Regions from separate parts of the Homo sapiens genome. Here region 1 is linked to region 2. Evidence: chromatin loops called from intact Hi-C (ENCODE). Cell type or tissue: gastrocnemius medialis. All regions are shown on one strand. Links, peaks and the distances in the headings refer to the core of each region. The heading gives the core; the rest is flanking DNA. Region 1 overlaps VOPP1 (VOPP1 WW domain binding protein). Region 2 overlaps NIPSNAP2 (nipsnap homolog 2).

Region 1 (2,912 bases), core at 286-2,785, 420 kb before region 2:
GGGATACCCCGGGGGATCCCTGGCTTACCTTCCTGTTTTCTCACATTAGAGCTGGGATGCATATCTGTCCTCACTTACAGGGACCTGCATTCGTTCCATGAGAGGCAAAGCTACTCCTTACTTAGCATTCAGATGAGTCCCACACTCCCAAACATGCTGTCTGCTCTATGCAGGCCATCCAGCAAGATGCATGGGTGTGGGTGAACACGCCTGCTACTGGGGAGTACAAAGCTCTCTTTCATGCACACTTTCTAAGGGACTCTAACCATCTTTACTTTTACTAGCCTTGTGCTTGGGTTTACCACATTCCTCTTGGCCCAGGACTACATTCAGAAATCTGGGAAATATAGTCCATAATCACCAGCACTCTTGCTCTGTAGATTATAAGTAGACGAAAGATGAAAGAAAACTGGCAAGCAACTGGGTTCTATAACAGGCATTGCAGGATCATGAGATCCCAGCATTTCCCAAACCCAACAAAATCCACCCTGGGGGGATGTTGTTTTATCATCATTTATATCTAGGAAGAGCCCAGGGTGACCACAGTGAGACTGGCCATCTGGAGGCACGGGGCCTGAGGGCAGACCCACCTATGAGGCATGGAAGTTGGGAGATTTAAACACAGGGGAAAAACAGGTAGGGGCGTGTCTAGCAGTGAAAACAACACTCCAAGAGGCTTGCCAACAGACAATGGGCAGTCCAGGCAGCTAGAGACCAGGTACTCCAAATGCGCCTAAATTACCTAAAGGTTCGACAGGGGAGATAGGACCAGTTAATCATAAACCACTCCAAAACACTGAAAGCATCCAAGGGCCATTTACATAGACAGTCATGGGGCAAAAAGATGAACAAGGGGTCTAAGCTTCCCAATAATCTGCCCTTCTCTCAGGGCAAGTGGCCCTCACGATCAGGCATACAGACTCCCTTGAACTAGGCAGACTGATGGCACATGCACGGGCCCATGGCTTAATTTCTCCTAAGACCCCCAAATCCGTAGCCAGTCTGGAGTCTGGACAAAAGCTGAAGAACCAAGTGAACCTGAAACACTGCTTCTGCGACTGAGACTGAACCAGACCTCAATCTTTCACAGAGACCTTTTCCCTTTCTCCACTGTCAAAAAAAGGCTCTGCTCCACATTCAGCCATCTGCTGCAGGTGGCCGGCAGGAGCAGGACACACTGGCGGACACTCTGCAGTGCGACCAGCCGTGTACCTTGGGCCCTGGGCAGTTACCCTGGGAACAGAAACAAGCGGAGGAAGCACCTGCAATGAGCAGAAGCTCATCTAAGCTCATCTACATCCTTTCCCCAAACAGTACGTTCTAGGCACACATCCACTTAGACAAAGAACACCTCCTTCTTTCCATACAAGAGAGTATGCACACATTCTACAAGAGATCCCCCTTTACAAAAATCTCACATATTAAAATGCCATTGCTCCCCTCCTCCATGAGCGGTGCTCTCAAATCTTGCTTGGAAAAAGACTTTTTCCCACCCCCATCCCCATCATGGTCACTGCAGAGACTGCCTACCCGGACCAGGAAAACCAACAGTCCCTGGTCATCCACTTCATGAGCCAGGCCTCTCCTCAGCATGATAGCCTGAGTGCCACCACAGGCCGGGCCAAGGGGACTGCACAGCCGTGCACAGGCGCTACTCCCCAGAACAAGGGAGGGTCCTGGAAATGCCAGCGCCTGGGAAAAGGAACAGCATTTCCTTCACTGCATCAGTCCAAGGACTCCTGGCAGAATCCACTTCCTGGAATAGCAATAAAGCCGCCATAAAAGCCGAAGGTGCGACACCAGCCCAACAGCAGCCACTAGGTGCCGCAGTCTGGCAGGTGCCACCCTCTGGAGAGAAAATCTGCCAACACAGATTGTAAACAAACGTACCTAAGTGTACATAAATAAGGGCGAAGATCCAAACCTTGTAACACAGGCAACACTTATTTTTGCCCTAAGAAACAATGATAGAATATTTAACTCCATGGTCTCGTACACTGCTGGAGGGAATATAAATTTGGTTTGAAAAAAGCTTTCTGAAAGTTTGCAGTCTGGAAATATATATCAGATGTCTTTAAATCTGTCAGTAAGCTCCGGTCTAGGCATTCTATTTCTAGAAATCCATCCTTTAAAAAAGTCCAAAATGTACAAAGATGTTCATTTCAGCATTCTTACAATATATAAAAACGGGAACAAATTAAATACTCAATGTCAGGGGCACTCGCGAGTCCACCATTAGCCCTATCGCGAAGGATTATACAGCCGCTAACAGGCTGATGGGTAATTTTTAACGGAATGGAAATGCTCGTGACAGAAGGATGCACTATTGAGTATATGTTAACGACCAGTGTATGAAAATTGCGCAGAAAATGGCTGGAAGGAAAACATGACCTATTTTCGTGTCTGTATATTTTTCTACTTTCCAATTATTCCACAATTAGAATGCATTAGGCTTATTTTCATAATAAAGCAATTAAATTTTAGAGTCAGAGGCTACACTGGCTTGAAGGAATCAGGGCAGGCTTCCTGGAGAAGGCTGTATCTAAAATGAGAACTAAGAGACACACAGGACAGCCCGAGAAGAGGGAAGGGCATGGTGACAGGCGAAGGGGCACATGACAGCATGAAGACACTGAGTGCTCTGGTTGGGTTGGCAAATTATCTCCCTGTTATGCAGAGAAAACAACAAACCATGAGCCCTACCATCCCGCAGACATAACTTCCCTCATCAGCCATAGCATTCTTCCAGACTTCTCTACAGCAAGGCACTCCAGGCTGTCGCTACCAAGAAGACAAGCAAGGCTTCATGTGAAATAAACCTATTTGCCATGCTTGCTGCTGTTTCATCACTCCTAGAGTCAATGGAAGTTTTCACTGACATCAAAGCAATGTCCTGGAATGTTAGGGCGTGG
Region 2 (2,912 bases), core at 277-2,776:
AGCAGTGTGGAAGACGGGGTACTGGGGCTGGATGGAGTGTGGTGGTGGGGAGGGGAGTCAGGGAGCTGCTGCTTTAAGGCAGGAGTCTTCTTGGCATGGGTCTGTCAACCTCTTCTCTCCCCCGGGTCTGTGCTTCCAAATGCTGGTGCTGTTTGCACACTTGTGTCTTTGGCCTTCACTGGTTCTGCTTAGAATCTCCCTTCCATGGGTATCTACCTGACCATCTGCTCCTCTTCTTTCCAGTCTTCCACTCAACAGGTACTTCGTTAGAGCAGGCCCCCAGGCTGCCCTTACCCATGCCACAACAGCTACCTACTTCCTTGTGTCATCATTGAAGAGCTTGTCTGTTTGAGTTGTGATCGTGTTTGTCTGTCTGCCCTCACCAGCAAACTGAGCTCCCGTGAAGTCAGGGCCAGGTTCATCTGTGCATCGTCAGTGGCTGACAGGTGTAGTGCACAGTCTGTAAATAACAGTGATCATATTGCCGGGCGCGGTGGCTCACGCCTGTAATCCCAGAACTTTGGGAGGCCAAGGTGGGCGAATCACGAGGTCAGGAGATCGAGACCATCCTGGCTAACATGGTGAAACCCTGTCTCTACTAAAAATACAAAAAATTAGCCGGGCGTGGTGGTGGGCGCCTGTAGTCCCAGCTACTCAGGAGGCTGAGGCAGGAGAATGGCGTGAACCCGGGAGGCGGAACTTGCAGTGAGCCGAGATCCCACCACTGCACTCCAGCCTGGGCGACGGAGCGAGACTCTGTCTCAAAAAAAAAAAAAAAAAAAAGATCATATGAATGAAGCACGGTGTGCTCCTGCTGCCTCATCCTGTGGTCTCAGCGTTAAGTCCTTTCCCTTCTTCAGTTTCCTCTTCCCCGCCTGATCAGCACTCACAAGCTTCTTCTGAATGCACTCCTTTCTCTTCATCCCCACTGCCATCTTAACCCCAGACCATCTAGTGAGTATTTATTGAGTGCCTTCTGCATACCTGGTGCTGCTGGGCATGGCAGCCAGGGTGCCCAGGAAGCATGTTCCTGGCCTTTGTTGCTGCAGCCATATACCACGCTCCTGCCAGGCTGCTTTTGACACTTAGATTTTTTTTTTTTTTTTTGAAACGGAGTCTTGCACTCTTGCCCAGGCTGGAGAGCAGTGGCGTGATCTTGGCTCACTGCAACGTCCGCCTCCCAGGTTCAAGTGATTCTCCTGCCTCAGCCTCCCGAGTAGCTGGGACTACAGGCGTCCACCACCACACCTGGCCATTTTTTTGGTATTTTTTAGTAGAGACAGGGTTTGGCCATGTTGCCCAGGCTGGTCTTGAATTCCTGACCCCAGATGATCCGCCCACCTCGGCCTCTCAAAGTGCTGGGATTACAGGCATGAGGCACTGCGCTTGTCCGACACTTATATTTTTTTTGAAAACTTGACAGCATCTCACCCTACACAGAATAAAGTCGCCCTCGCCTCGCCCTCACGGTCCTCCCACATGCTCTTCTGCCTTGCTAAACAGCTTGCCATTCCAGACATATGCCATTCAGTGTCATGACTCCATGTCCCTGTACATGTTGTTCCCATTGACTGGAATTAGCACCTGCCTTCTCCACCTGTCTTGCTTGCCCTCCAAAACAGAGCCAGAGTGCCCCTACTGGAGTCCCTCCTGCACCTCCCAGGCCAAGCTGATGGTGGGTTCACTTGAGCTCTTGCAGTGTATGTCTAAGTTTACAGCATCTGTGGCCACTCTGGCTGTTTACTGATAGGTTTTTCCTGTGAGACTGAATAGGCTTGGCATCTGGTTTATCTTTGTATCCATAGAGCCCGGCATAGAATGCTGACTTGATTTCAAGTCTAGTGTTTTGTATAGTGCACCCTTCCTTATCCTCTGGAAAGTGCCCCCTACCATCTTGGCGATTGTCACTGTCAGTTAAGAACCCAGGCCCAAGCCAGATCTTATCATTTGGGCAGCCGTTGGCATAGCTGCGACTCGAATGACTAGATAGGTTGGGCATGTTAGGCAGCTTTGGTCACCTGACACTCAAAGATTTCAGTTTGACGGTTGGGGGTAGTACTGGCCGGCTTGTTTTTCATTTGTCAAGACGATTGCTGCCCAAGTTCACAAGCAAATGCCACTCAGGTTCTTTTGTGTGTGCTGTGTTGATTTAGTCTCACCCCCTGCTCTGCATTTTTCGATTACTAGCATTGTCACATCCCTTACCTCATTGTACCCACCCAAAGGGGAATCCCTTTGGTATTATTATTTGTTTGTTTGTTTTAGAGGTGGTCTTGCTCTGTTGCCCGGGCTGGAGTACAGTGCATGATCATAGCTCACTACAGCATTGAACTTGTGGGCTCAAGCGATCCTCCTGCCTCAGGTTCCTGGGTAGCTAGGACCATAAGCACGAGCCACCATGCCCAGCTACTCTTTTTATTTTTTTTTGTAGAGACAGGGTCTTCCTATGCTGCCCAGGCTGACTTTGGTGTTTCTGAGATATGAAATAAATGCTCAGTTGGGGTGATTTTTATTTCAAAGGCATCCTTTATCAGTGAAAATATTATCTGTCTATAAATATACATAATATATGTTTGCCTCTGTATTTCTGGAAGGATATACATAAAACTATTAGTAGTCATTGCTTTAGTATTTCTTATTTTAAGTGAAACTCCCTAGTCAGTATTTTTAGACACTTTTTATTATATCCCTTTCTTAATTGTTCATAATTGTTATTCCTAAGCTTTTACAATTTATTTAACAAAAAAAATTGTAGACACAATTTCTGTTTAATGAACTTAAAATCTAAAATAAACACAGAAATTGGCTGGGCACAGTGGCTCACACCTATAATTCCAGCACTTTGGGAGGCCGAGGCAGGTGGATCACCTGAGGTCAGGGGTTCAAGACCAGCCTGGCCAACATGGTGAAAA

What was found. A loop is a pair of places that touch in the nucleus more often than their neighbours do. Peaks named below come from ENCODE experiments on the same cell type or tissue, not always from the same donor. Only the 100,000 strongest peaks of a DNase experiment are listed, where the experiment ranks them.
Region 1: it touches region 2 in a loop (4-fold over the local background); 1 of 110 quality-filtered maps calls a loop at or near these places.

The regions. Positions count from the first base shown.
Region 1 is chr7:55,548,424-55,551,335 of GRCh38, forward strand. The region is part of intron 1 of VOPP1 (VOPP1 WW domain binding protein); the gene reads right to left. Among named protein-coding and RNA genes, the nearest start is that of VOPP1, 23 kb to the right of the region's middle. RefSeq lists an enhancer at 7-56. In gastrocnemius medialis, for the core only: a CTCF peak has its summit at 1,812; DNase peaks (open chromatin) are centred at 1,818 and 2,601; H3K27ac peaks cover 2,500 bases.
Region 2 is chr7:55,969,220-55,972,131 of GRCh38, forward strand. All of the region lies in intron 1 of NIPSNAP2 (nipsnap homolog 2), which reads left to right. Among named protein-coding and RNA genes, the nearest start is that of NIPSNAP2, 6.1 kb to the left of the region's middle. In gastrocnemius medialis, for the core only: no CTCF peak of the experiment used is centred there; DNase peaks (open chromatin) are centred at 432, 833, 1,572 and 2,012; H3K4me3 peaks cover 964 bases; H3K27ac peaks cover 2,500 bases.